Linked DNA regions of Homo sapiens: region 1 is linked to region 2. A link is an interaction called in ENCODE POLR2A ChIA-PET data of the cell type or tissue named here. Cell type or tissue: IMR-90. All regions are shown on one strand. Links, peaks and the distances in the headings refer to the core of each region. The heading gives the core; the rest is flanking DNA.

Region 1 (6,943 bases), core at 1,545-4,044, 100 kb after region 2:
GTCTTTTGTCACTGGCATCTTTCATGTACCATATTTTTGAGGTTCTTCCACGTGGCATGTGTTAGTACTTCACTCCTTTCTATAACTGATTTTTTTTTTTTTTTTTTTTTTGGAGACAGAGTTTCACTCTTGTCACCCAGGCTGGAGAGCCAATGGTGCGATCTTGGCTTACTGCAACCTCTGCCTCCTGGGTTCAAGCGATTCTCCTGCTTCAGCCTCCCAAGTAGCTGGGATTACAGGTGCATGCCACCATGGCCGGCTAATGTTTGTATTTTTAGTAGGGACAGGGTTTCACCATGTTGGCCAGGCTGGTCTCAAACTTGACCTCAGGTGATCCACCCACCTCAACCCCCCAAAGTGCTGATTACAGATGTGAGCCACTGTGTCTGGCCAATAATACTTCTTAGTTTGTTGTTTGCCTTTGGTTGATTTGCCCTAAAATGGTAATTTGTGACACTTTTGTCCAGGTTTATATTTGTGTTTGTGGGGGCTTTCGGGTTTTTTTTTTTTTTAGGGAAAGGATCTATCTACCTCTTTGCTCTACTGCAGCCAGAAGTTTCCTAGCATGCGTCATTTTGGGATTCTTTTTTATTTTCCCTACCCTCTTTCCTAAGCAAGGAAAAGAAGTACTTACCTTTATTCTCCCAGAATTGTGTGTCCCCATAGATTGAAGAATCAATAGAGTGAGAACTAGTGAACAGATAAAAATAGCTCAGTCCTTCACAGCTTCCTTTGTAATAATAGAAATAGGAGACAAATAGGAGAAAAAGGAAGTGCTCTTTATAAATTGTATGAAGTATTAAGTATGGTACTTGCTACCTGCACAACCCAGGCATGAGATTAGCACTTGGTGTTAGTCACACCCCCTTAGGCCACTACTCATTGCCACCATTTCAAAGCCTGTGGGTTGAGTAGATTCTTATATAAAGGTGACTTTCCTAACCTAAAGAGATTGGGCCCAAAAGCACAAGTTTCTTCTGATTCTTCCTAGACACTACATACTGGAAAAGACAAGGGAATAGAGACGCTTCCTTTTCACATGTCATCCCTCTTTCCCTTATGTGTCCAGCCTTGAAGGGGAATGTTATTTCTACTCATCCCCTACCCCAACCCTTAAAAAAAAAAAAAAAAGAGGACTTTAGTTTCCTCTCTGGAAAACATTCCAGAATGCCGCTCTTCCCCTGATCCTTCCTTTTCTCACCCTTCCACCTTCCTAGCGTCCTCTCTCCATGATCAGAGTTAGGACTGGGCTAGGGGTGTGTGGCATGAGAAAGGTTAGAGAAAGCTGGGAGTTCTTCCAGTAGACAGAATGCTGTTAAAATAATGCATTAGGAATTCCTCATAGTCCAAGCAGAGCTTAGTTGGTTTAATTTCCTCTTCTATAACTGGAATCTTAGGTCACAGGAATTACTTCCCAGAGTTAAAAAATAAAAAAAGGTGCTGGCAGTAGATAAGAGTTTTGATCTGAATCAAATCTAGGTTGAAAGTCTAAATCTTTTCATTTTACATTGTCACTTGCATGGAAACTAAGTATACAGAAAGATCTTATTGTTTGTAAATATCAGTGTGTTCCAGGGGTTAAAAATACTTGAACAAAGGGGAACAAGAATGGCCAGCCTTGCGTCCCACCCATTCTTTATGTGGACTGTGTCTACTCATAAGTTCTCCACAGTGAAGCAATAAAAACTCCTGGAGTCTAATCATTTTCTGTCCTGATGACAAGGTATCTTCATCCCGAAGGCTCAGCGGTTGGCCAAGAGCTTCACATTTCTTGGAGCCACCGGGGAATAGAAACAGCTTGTATCTCAGGGCTCTTCTTGGGCCTGTGTTCCTTTTTTTTTTTTTTCTTTTCTTTTTTTTTTTTTTTTTTTTTTTTTTGAGTCAGAGTCTCACTCTGTCGCCCAGACTGAAGTGGAGCGATCTCGGCTCACTGCAACCTCTGCCTCCTGGGTTCAAGCGATTCTCCTGCCTCAGCCTCCTGAGTAGCTGGGATTACAGGCGCATGCCAGCAAACCCAGCTAATTTTTTGTATTTTTAGTAGAGACGGGGTTTCACCCTGTTAGCAAGGATGGTCTCAATCTCCTGATCTTGGGATCCGCCCGCCTTGGCCTCCCAAAGTGCTGGGATTACGGGTGTGAGCCACTGCGCCCGGCCGGGCCTGTGTTCTTTACTGCACACAGCAGAGGTTAATTGATGGCTTTTCTGTCCCAGTGAAGTGAAAGAACTCTTTCCTGTTTTCAGGGCATTCCTTTTAATGTCAAACATAGCAGCTGGGAAACAAAGTTTTCCCAGAATCACAGTGTACTTACTGCATTCTGTTTAAACATGATCTTGATAGCTACTATTAACATCTATTTCCAGAAATTTCAGGGCTGTAATTTTAAAAATCAGTTGCTTAGTGCCATTACCATAAATGAGTTTGATCAGTGTGTTTTGTGTGTGGTAGATGAGACTACTCAGTCAAGGCTTTTCTCCCCTGGATGACACAAATTAGATCCTCCCAAACAGGGGAAGGAGTGGAGGCCTTGTATACAGCACCAGTCCTTAAATGCTCATTTCACTCCCCTCACTGTGAGCATTTTTCAGAGCTGCATTCAGGACCGGTACATTTGGATTTGGAAAGAGAATTAGGAATGGTGCCCTGGCGGAGGCATGGTCTGTTGGCAGCAACAGCAGTAGCTTGGATGTACCTGTTGTTACTTCACCAACTAGATGGGCTACTGGCGGTGGGCAGACCTAAGCAGTTTGAATGGAACTCTACAGGGTTGTCTTCCCTTTAGCTCAAGGTTTTGTTCCTTTTTCTTGCATTCTTTTTCCATTTAACTTCCACTAATGACATGGAGAAAACCTGCCGAATGTAATAAAATGGTTTGTTTGCCAATGCTCTTGTTTAGCTTTAAGATAATTGTCTCAGGATGCATTTCCTTAGATAAAATGTGAAATACTTCATGTGAATCAGCACCCACATTCCATTCTCAGAAGTTAGAGGAAGTCAGACTTGAGACAGCCCCTAGAAATCACAAACCCAGGGCTTCCATTTCACATCTGCAAATCAGAAAGGTGCCATGCTTGCCTAAGACCATACAATTGGCTCTCCAAGCTCCCAGCCCCAGGCTCTTTCCACTGAGCTGTCCAGCCTCCACGGCAGTGTCCCAGACTCTTCAGTAAGTTTCCAGTAAGTAGGTATTTTTATTACGAGTAATGCTGAGAAACAGAAATCAGATAAGTAACATTTTCAAGAGCTGCCTAATTATTTTGCTAAAAGCAGAATCATTAAATTCTCTGGGTCAAATAATCTTTATGTATCATCTCAAATAACAGGCACAGTTCTTGACTTCCTTGCATCATGAGAAATCATTGTTTTCTTGTGCTTCATCCACTTTGGATGGGATGACAACATAAGGATGTGGCCTCCACAGACAAGTTGGAGTTCAACAGGTTGATTTCATTAGATACATGATTGCTCTGGATTTTCACAAATGAGTTTAGCCTGAGGTCATTCTGGCAATTTATGGTGACCTCTCCATTTGAGAAGCAGGTTATTTGTAAAGATGCCCTGTTGCTGCCTCATGATAAATGATTATGGGAAGGGTAATTAGCCATTAGACAACATAGGGCGGGAGAGAGAGAAACTAGTTTCCTTTCTGAATGCACTCTTTAGATTCAGTAGAAAAGAGGCTGGTTATCTATAAACACCACCCAAAACTTAATGGCTTAACATAATGACGTCTATTTATATCCTGAGTTTACAGTTTGGGTGGGGCTTAGTGGGGATATCTCATCTCATCTCATCTCCGCTCTACTCAGCTCAGTGCCACTGGAGAGGTGGAACTAGCTGATGGCTCCCTCCCTTACAGGTCTGGTGGCTGTTGGCGGAGACTTTCACTAGACCTGTGGCCAGAGCACTTCTATGTAGCCTCTCCAATATTTGGTCTGCGCTTCCTCAAAATGTGGTGGCCACATTCCAAGGACAGTTGTCGAGAGGGAGAGACAGGCATAAGCCACCCCACCTTTGATGACACAGTCTTGGAAGCCATGCAGCATCTCTTCTACCATACTGTTTGTCAAGGCAGTTACAAGGGGAAGGGAAATAGGCGCCACCTTTTGATGGGGCATAGGAGGCTTCTGAAGAAGATGTGGGGCCAGAAATACTGCTGTGGTCATTTTTGGAAAATTTAATCTGCCACAGAGACTGTTATCTCTTACTTAAGTAATTAGAGAAGCTAATAATGTGACAGTGACCTGACAGAACCTTATGATGCTTTTTTAATGTTGCCTCACAAATGAGAGGGAATCTGGGTAGATGAGGCAATATGAGGGTGAGATTAAGTGGTGGTGTAGGGAAGAATGCTACATGATGTAAGCCAGGTGTGTTTGCAGCTGCAGGACTTTCTAGTGATTCACCTAAGATTTAGCTTATACCCTGGAACACACAAGATGACTTTCTGCCAGTTAGCGTCCACCCAGGATATCTTCCATCAGACATCAGCTTTTGACCAGGGTCCCTTGGACTGTGCCTGGACTGTATCCAGTTCTGCCATGGTTTATACCTGTACTACATTCAGTTAAAAAGCTCTAAAACAGAGAGAGCCTGTGTGGTACCTAAATGTGTTTGTGGCCTTGGGCTTCCTTTTTTTTAATAGTTGCATTGAGGTATAGTTGACATAATAAATTGCGTATAAAGTTTACAACTTGATAACTTTTGACATACATATACATATATGTCACATATATACACCTGTGAAAGCTATCACCACATGATAGACAAACCATCACCATGAACATTTCCTCGTGCCCCTTTGTACTGCCGTCATCCTGCTTCTCCCCCACATTTCCCATCCCCACACAGCCACTGATCTGCTGTTGCTGTATATTGTTTGTATTTGTTATAGTTTTATATAAATAGAATCATAGTGTGTACAATTTTAGGGGAGTTCTGGCTCCTTTCACTTAGCACATTGAGATTCATTCATGTCATTGTGTGTAACCGTAGCTCATTTCCTTTTTTTCCCTGAGTGTTAGTCCATTTTTTGGGTTTACCACAATTATTAAGCCATTCAGCTGCTGATGGACATTTGGGTTGTTTCCAGTTATTGCTTATTGTAAGCAAAACTCCTATGAACGTTCACGTGCAGGTGTTCATATGGTGTCTTAGTCAGTTTGGACTACTGTAACAAAGTACCATAGCCTGGGTGGCTTATAAACAACAGAAATTTATTTCTCACAGGCCTAGAGGCTGGAAGTCTGAGATCAGGATGCCAGCATGGTGGGATTCTTGTGAGGGCATCTTCCAGGTTGCAGACTGCCATCTTGTGTCTTCACATGGTAGACATAAAGAGAATGAGAGAGCTGTCTGGGGTCCCTTTTAAAAGCACACTAATCCCGTTCATGGGGACTCCACCCTCATGACCGCATTACTTCCCAAAGAACCCCACCTCCCTATATTATCACATTGGGGATTAGGATTTCAACATAAGAATTTGGGGAAACAGGAATATTCAGTCCATTGCATATGCATAAGGACATCTGAAAAGTGGACTAGCTGCTGGATCATGTGGTAGGTATAGGTTGAACATTTTCAGAAGCTGCCCAACTGTCTTCCAGACTGGCTCTACCCTGTCACTTTACCACCAGCAGTGAAGGAGAATTCTAGTCCTTCATATCCTTGCCAAGACCATGTGGTCAGCCTCTAGACATTCGGAACGTGTAGTGCTGTTTCCTGGTTTTAATTTTGCAGTTGCCTGATAACTAATGGTGTTAAGCATCTTTCCACATGCTTATTTGCCACCGTATATCTTCTTTGTATTTTTTGTTTTGAGGGATTTTTTGAGACAGGGTCTCACTCTGTCACCCAGGCTGGAGTGCAGTGGTGCAATCATAGCTCACTGCAGCCTTGAACTCCTGGGCTCAATCGACCCTCCCACCTCAGCCTCCAAAGTAGCTGAGACTACAGGCATGCACAACCACACCTGGCTAACTTTTGTGTTTTTGTAGATAGGGTTTCATCATGTTGCCCAGGCTGGTATCAAACTCCTGGGCTCAAGTGATCTGCCTGCCTCAGCCTCCCAAAGTACTAAGATTACAGGCATGAGCCACAGCGCCTGGCCAGAAATTCTTAATTTTAATAACATGCAATTTATACATTTTTTCTTTTATGAAGCATACATGTGTTTGTGTTGTAAATAAAAAATGTTTGCATAACCCAAGATCACAACGATTTTCTCCTGAAAGTATAATTTTTTATACATTTTGGTCTGTACTTCATTTTGAGTTCATTTCCCAATACGATGTGAGGTATGGATTGAGGTGAACTTTTTGGCCTGTGGACTTAAGTTGGGAAGGTTGCATGTGATAGAGTGAAGGATTTAAGAGCACCTTGAAAACAGCCTGGTCACACTGACACATACAAGATGCCCCATAATACCAGAGAGGGACTGAGGGGAAAGGAAGAGGACATGTCTTCTCCAAGGAAGAGATATTTCATCAGGGTCAATGACAGCTGCTCCAGAAAAGACAGAGGAAGAAGAGCAGATTTGTTTAAGAGACATTTTCATGGATTGCAAAGGAAAGGATTTGGGGATCCACACTTTTTATCTCAATACTCTTCAGAGAAAATAATTTTTTTTTCTCTTTTTCAGACAGAATCTTGCTCTGTCTCCCAGGCTGGAGTGCAGTGGCGTGATATCAGCTCACTGGAACCTCTGCCTCCCAGTTTCAAGCAATTCTCGTGCCTCAGCCTCCCAAGAAGCTGGGATCAACAGGCATGCACCACCACGTCTGGCTAATTTTTTTGCATTTTTAATAGAGACAGGGTTTCACCATGTTGGCCAGGCTGGTCTCGAACTCTTGGCCTCAAGCAGTCTATAGTTTGAGAACCCCCTTGGCCTCTCAAAGTGCTGGGATTACAGGTGTGAGCCACCAAGCCTGGCCCAGAGAAAATACG
Region 2 (6,943 bases), core at 1,679-4,178:
TAATAATTGAGTCATATGGTGTGTTTCGGCATTTTAACAAGGAAGTATGGACCATGACATTTTGAATTTGAAAGGAAGTACTTTTTACTGCTTTCCTCTTTTTCTGTCTTATATCTTTGTCCTACCACTAAGAAGTGAGTAAAGTTCTAGACTCAGTTATAGGATATCTTAATAACAGGCCGTGAACTGTGTCACTGATTAACTGACCTATCTAGTAAGAGTTAGGATTTACTTCTGACATTCATGTACTTTTTGCAGTAATTCAGGCTATTCACATCATAGCTTTGCTTTTGTCTGTTTTTCAAGTAAGAGGCTGAGGCAGAAGAATCATTTGAACCCTGCAGGCAGAGGTTACAGTGAGCTGAGATCGCGCCACTGCACTCCAGCCTGGGCTACAAAGCGAGACCCTGTCTCCAAAAAAATGAAAATTAAAAATAAGTAAATGTGAATTTCAGATAAATAGTGATGACTTTTTTGGTCTAAGTATACCCTAAATGTTGTCTGGATAAAAGACACTTAGGTGAGTGCTGTGGCCAGAAAGGTAAGAGGGATGGGGGGCCAACCAACTAGAGACAAGGGAAGGTATCACTAAGGACACGGCAGTGGAGCTGAGTCCTGAAGTGATGCACGAGCAGTTATTTCTCAGGGAGGAAAGTGGTAAGGGGTTTTCAGGGGTAGGAACAGTAGGAGCCAAAGTGTGGGTATGTGAGAGTGTGTGACTATGTGTGCACGTAAAATGGAAATGAGATGGAGGGATGGGTTGGAGCCTGGATTTGAAGAAGCAGGTATCGGCGCTGGGGTATTTGGCCTGGGACAGTGAGGCATTATTTTACAGGAGAGTGGCCTGGTGGGATGTGTGCTTTAGAGTGTGGACACACAGCTGTGGCACAGAAGGATTGCTGGCAGGGGAGGGCGACAGGAGGCTGCCAGAGTTGTCCAGCTGGACTTCTTCCCTGACACAGACAGGCTGGCATAGGATTGGTGTGGTAGTGGGGATGGGAAGGAGGGAATGCCGCGAGGTCAGGAACTTCTTCCAGTCGCCAAGAGGCGTCTTGACCGTTTAAAAATGTCTCTGAAGATTTAGCACACCAAGGCCCCCTATAGTCCCAGGGTATAGGCCACCCTTGAGATTAGAAAGAAACCCCTGGGAGCTGTGGTGGGGTGGATGTGGCTGTTGGAGGTGCCCCTATTCAGACTCCTGCTCTACCATTTGCTTCGGGATCACCTTTTACAGTGGATCTGATATTATAATACCCACTTCTTATGATGTAAAGGAACTGAATGAGTGTGGAATCCCTAGGACCCCGCTGGAATATAATGGGCCCTCGGGGTTTAGTTTCTTTCCTTCTTGCCGGTGAGGTTTGAGAGGGACTGGAGAACAGTGGATTTCGACCATCCATTTGGGGTTGTCAGTCTGTGCCAGGCCAGCTGGAAACTACAAAAAGGAGGTACAGGTAAGCAATAAGGCCCTGTGGTTCATCTCAGATTTCATTCCGGGAGATCAGAGAGAGCCCTTCCTGGAACTGTATCCTTTCCTGGGGAATATGGGTGGAAATCCAAGGGCCCTGTGCATAGATTTTCCCTTCTCTTTCAGCTCTGCCAGCTGCCAGAACTGTGGCTTTCTCAGCAGATTGTCTGTACACATGAGACCTTTTTTACGGAACGATTTACAGAAAGACAAACCCTTCCTTCCAAGTTTAACCAGTCCCCTTATACCAAGGTTTCCCAGCCTTGACTGTATTGATATTTTAGGCTGTATAATTCTTTGTCGTGGGGGGCTGTCCAGTGTGTTGTAGGGAGTTTACTAGGATTCCTGGCCTCTTACACACTCACTGTCTGTAGCACCTTGCCTCCCACCCAGTTGTGACAACGAAAAATGTGTACAGGAAGTGCCAAATATCCCCTAGGGTACAAAATTGTCCCCTACCCCTCATTAAGTACCACTGCTTTATACTCACTAGACACAGGGAAAAAGAACTTCTTAGCATTTTTTATTAATTTCTTTTTAACCTAACCAGTGAAATGCTTGTTGAAAAAAAGACTTAGTTTTTACTACACTGAATTTGAATTCTATTTTAACTTATTTAGTTTAGAAAGACTTCTCAAATCCAAAATTTTAAGCTTTTTTTTTTTTTTTTTTTTTTTTTTTTTGGACATATCCTTGCTCTGTTGCCCAGGCTGGAGTGCAATGGCGTGATCTTGGCTCACTGCAACTTCTGCCTCCTGGGTTCAAGCGATTCTCCTGCCTCAGCTTCCTCAGTAGCTGGAATTACAGGTGTCTGCCACCACACTTGGCTAATTTTTGTACTTTTAGTAGAGACGGGTTTTCACCATGTTGGTCAGGCTGGTCTTGAACTCCTGACCTTGTGATCCGCCTGCCTTGGCCTCCCAAAGTGCTGGGATTACAGGCGTGAGCCATTGCTCCCAGCCAATTATAAGCTTTTTAGAAAGGATTTTTTACATTGTTATATTTGAACCATTAATGAAGTGCAAAATGAAATGTTTCATTTAGTATTTCACATCAGAGGTTGTTATAAATGTACAAATAGATTGATGTTTTGAATTAAAACTATGGCTGACAGTTAATTTTATCGATACCAAATTGTGCAAGTTTAAACTGCCTGCCAAGAGTCTGAGCATAAAGCTGTGGTTTGAAAGGATCCTGAATAAACGTTTTCTTTTTGTAAATATTCAGAAACTTTGGCTAAGGAGGTAGTGGCCAGAGGAGACGCAAAATTTTTTGCATTCTGGCAGTTTGAACTTTGGGAACGAATGTGTTTTGGACTAAATCTGGAAAAATCACTTATGTACTGTTGCCAGACATTCTTTTAGGCTGTCCTTTTCCAGGCTTGTCACTTGTCTGGAATGTTAAGTGTTGTCAGTAGTTTAACGTCCTTTCCAGCAGCTTGCATTAAAGTGAGAGAAGATCTCCAGAAATGGATCTGAAGAGGTCTTGGCATAAGATTAGGACTTTTATTTCATTATTTTTTAAAAAGTAGAAAGAAGGAGAAGACTTACATGGTTCTAAGTTTAAAAAAATCCAGGAAGCTTCTAATCGTTTCTAATTATTTTCTTGGGTTAAGCCTCATAGAATAATAGAAATCATAAGTTAGTGTGAGTGAGCTTTTCGTTGGCCAAAACAAGTGGGAATACAGTTGTGCTGTTTAGTGGCCATTTGAGTTGGTATTACTGATAACTACCTCCTTTTTTTTTTTTTTTAGCATCCTATGTGTAGTTGTGGTTGGTCTAGCATCCTATATGTAGTTGTGCTTGCTTTCCTCTCTAACCAAAGTTTGTTTTTCCTTTCTGTCCACGTGGGGTTATTATGAGAATCAGTGCCCTAGTATTTGTGCAGTGTGGGCTTTCCACATTGTCTGGCTGGTGCTTTCCAGGCAGCTTACTTTCATAGTTAAACGACAATGGCAACATCAACAAAGTGTCTCTGCCTCCTCATTACCCCCGGCTCTCTCCCCTTCACACATTTTTGAGATGTTCTTTATCCTTTTCTTTCCTACTCAGCTTTTTATTCCACTCCACTGCAGCATGACTTGGCCTCCATCCCTCCACTGGGGATTCATTGGCCCTGCTCACCATCACCTCCTTATCTTGATTAAAGTGGCCACTCAGGCGTGACTGAGCAGTCTTTCTCCTGTGGATTCACCTTGAGACTTTCTTAACTGGTTGGACAGGCAGAAAGGAGGGAATTGTGAGAAGAACTGGGTTAAAGCAGAAAGGAGCTGCATTTTCCTTCCGTGGCCATGAGGCTGTTTAAGGGGGAGTGCCTACCTGGAGTGGGGAGAGGACATAGAGTACAGTTTCTTTCGTCCTGGAGTTGGAGGTAGAAACAGGGGAGGTAGATCTGGATGCCATCTTTCCTCATAAGTCATAACCGATATCGTTGATTCCTGGAAATGGGAAACTACCCTGTTAAATGTACTACATGTTACAATTTTAGGCATAGTATAAAATCTGTCTTTAAAAATTAAGAAAGTACTGTCTTATAAAAACAAGCATTTAAAAGTTGTGCCTCAGTCAGTAAGCATTGAAGTTTTTTGAGCAGTACTGGACTTCTGTCTGGATTCAGACTGAGCAGAGAATCACATATCTGAAGGCATCTTACCCCTGCTTCTCTCTCCCTCCTGTCTGTTTCATGCACCTTGAATATATGCCAACTTGCACATGTGCAGTTTTTTGACATGACAAGGCTCAGACTTTCCCTCTTAGTAGTCCTTGACTTTTTCAGTGGAGTCTCACTCCAAGTCTTTAAAATGTGTACATAAAATGCACCTTTCTGAATGTGTGTCATAATTCACCATAAGAAAGGTTATGTATATGTTGAAGAATATAGGATCAATCCATTACATTATGATTTATTTGATTTAAACACTTCTTACTGGGTTTCTTTTGAAAGTTTTGATTGGCTTTTGGTAAGACACATGTTTTATCAAATCGATTGTTGATTTTGCTTCATTTAGCAGCATTCACTTTCTGACTCTGAAGTGGCCCTTTCCCTGAGTTATAGTTTCCCTTGACTGTGTGATTCTTTCTTCTCAGTGTTTTAAGTCTGTTCTTAATTTACAATTTTAATATGATCTCTACATTTTGAAAATGAAGTTTGTGAAATAAGAGAGATAAATATATTTAGATTGCTTAGGTTAAAAACCCTTTTTGGATTTTCAGTGGGTATTGATAGGCATAAAAAGTCATAATTAATAAGCAGTTCCTCTTAAATTGTTTGATTCCGTGTTCTGAAAGTACAGATTATGAAATGAAATTTTCGAACTTCTGAAAGCTACTAATCCACTCTCCTTTATAAACAAGGCTCACAGAGTGTGGGTGACTTGCACAAGGTCACATAGATGGTGCCAGACCTGGGACTGCAATCCAGGTCTCTTGATTTTTGTTCCAGTGTACTCCATACTATGTATTTTCATAATATGTAATTTTCAGTGGGAAAAACCCATAAGCTAATGTTGTTTGTTGACATCTGTGGGCCATGGTATATAATCTAATATAAGTAGTAGGTAAAAACAATCTTTAGTCATTCCTTATAAAGGGTTTCTTTTACAAAGTGTCTTTTGAATTGCTGCTTTTATTTTAATAAGGCAGTAGTCATACATGGGGCATGCAATATATTCTTCTGTAAATTATGATAGCTCATGTTATCTGGTCTTTACTGTGGGCTGCCAGCCTGCTAACCACTTTAGGCTCATTATTTCATTGAATCCTCTCAACATCCTTATAAGGAAGGTACATAGTATTACCAGCCCCCTTTTAAAATGAAGAAACAGATTTCAGAGAGGTTAACTTACCCAGGGATATAGAAGGATACAGATTTGATCATACGTGGTTGGGCAGTCTCCTGGATAGTAGTGTTTTCTTTTTGTTGTTGTTGTTGTTTTTGAATAAGCACAGAGAATTATTAATTAAATAGGAAATTTAAATGGTTTTAAATAGCAGTACATTTTGGAAACATTTGAGGGGAAAAGATTCTAATGGAGGTGAATAGGAGGAACTGAAAGAAGAAAGTAGTGACAGCAATCAAGATCCTGGTGTAACTACAGAATGGAGAGATTGGGGACTGTCCCTGTAGTTGCCAAGAGGGGTTCCCGTCCCACCCTGTGCCAGGGCTGAAGGTGCTTCTCAGCCAGGGAACGGCCTTGGAGCTCTCTTGTGGTATCCAGGACAATTTGTGTTGTCCTCTAATCAGGGTGGATCCTTCTGGATGCAGTATGACAATAAGATAAATTTACAATGTCCTTTTGGTATATTTCTGAAACTTGATTGGTGTGTTTTTCATGGGTGGATGGTTGGTGAGGGTGGGGTTTCTGAACCACTGAAATAAGTTGCTGTCCCTAACCTTGGACTGTTACACCATTTTTCCTTTGACCTTTGATCTGTGATGAAGTAACTTCTGGAAGTGGGATATCAGGAGTTATGTTCTTGTTGGTTTACACATGTTATTTTTTACAAGAACTCTATAAACTAGATTTTATCAGTTCTTTTTTATAGGAGAAGAAACAGATTTGCAGATACATAAAGTGATTAAGTGATTTGTCCAGAGTCACACAACTTGGATGGCAGAACTGGAGCTTGAACTCAGGTCTCTTGACCTTTAAGTTCAGTTCTCTACTCACTGTATGGGAGACCCGGAAGGAGATTCTTTTGGTGTGTCACATAGCCTTACCATTGCTTTGTCCTATGTAACGTCATCAATTATGTGAATTATCTGACATTACAAGAGTCAGAAGGTGTCGTAGAGATGCCTTAGAGTCCAACTTCCTTTTTATTGTAGATGAGAATACTGGGTGGCCAAGTGACTTAGATTGAAGACAGCACTTGTTAGAAGGAAGACTAATGGGTTTCAAGTCAAAGTCAGAATTTAAAAGTATCCTAAAGGCTGGAACCTTGGGCTGATTTACCAAATAAAAATTTTAACAGATAAAGGTTTAGATTTTTTAGAATACAGATTACACAGCAATGAAGAGGATGAGCTGGGCATGGTGGTGTGCTCCTGTAATGCCAGCAACTTGGGAGGCTGAGGCGGAGCTCAGGCTGTAGTGTGCTATGATAGAGAAAAAAAATTAAGAAGAAAAGGAAAGAAGTGGGATGTTGCTTACTATACAGTTTTTTCAACATTTCTGCATGTTTGTAAAATTTCATAATAAAACATTAGGGGAGGCTGGGCACAGTGGCTCATGCCTGTAATCTCAGCACTTTGGGAGGCCGAGGCAGTCGAATCATGAGGTCAGGAGATCGAGACTATCCTGGCCAACATAGTTAAACCCGTCTCTACTACAAGTACAAAAATTAACGGGGCGTGGTGGTACGCACCTGTAGTCCCAGCTACTCGGGAGGCTGAGGCAGGAGAATTGCTTGAACCCGGGAGGCGGAGGTTGCAGTGAGCCGAGGTCGTGCCACTGTACTCCAGCCTGGCGACAGA

The links. ChIA-PET counts read pairs that join two places held together with the same protein. Peaks named below come from ENCODE experiments on the same cell type or tissue, not always from the same donor. Only the 100,000 strongest peaks of a DNase experiment are listed, where the experiment ranks them.
Region 1: POLR2A ChIA-PET joins it to region 2 with 6 read pairs; 2 of 35 experiments call an interaction of 5 or more read pairs at or near these places.

The regions. Positions count from the first base shown.
Region 1 is chr22:24,389,021-24,395,963 of GRCh38, forward strand. All of the region lies in intron 14 of SPECC1L (sperm antigen with calponin homology and coiled-coil domains 1 like), which reads left to right. The region is part of intron 15 of SPECC1L-ADORA2A (SPECC1L-ADORA2A readthrough (NMD candidate)); the gene reads left to right. LOC105372960 (a long non-coding RNA gene) reads right to left here. Exons shown (of 2, transcript XR_938082.3): 2 at 5,194-5,316. Among named protein-coding and RNA genes, the nearest start is that of ADORA2A, 35 kb to the right of the region's middle. In IMR-90, for the core only: no CTCF peak of the experiment used is centred there; a DNase peak (open chromatin) is centred at 3,001; H3K27ac peaks cover 303 bases.
Region 2 is chr22:24,286,494-24,293,436 of GRCh38, forward strand. The region is part of intron 2 of SPECC1L (sperm antigen with calponin homology and coiled-coil domains 1 like); the gene reads left to right. All of the region lies in intron 2 of SPECC1L-ADORA2A (SPECC1L-ADORA2A readthrough (NMD candidate)), which reads left to right. Among named protein-coding and RNA genes, the nearest start is that of SPECC1L, 19 kb to the left of the region's middle. RefSeq lists a silencer at 5,628-5,922. In IMR-90, for the core only: no CTCF peak of the experiment used is centred there; a DNase peak (open chromatin) is centred at 2,798; H3K4me3 peaks cover 325 bases; H3K27ac peaks cover 1,058 bases.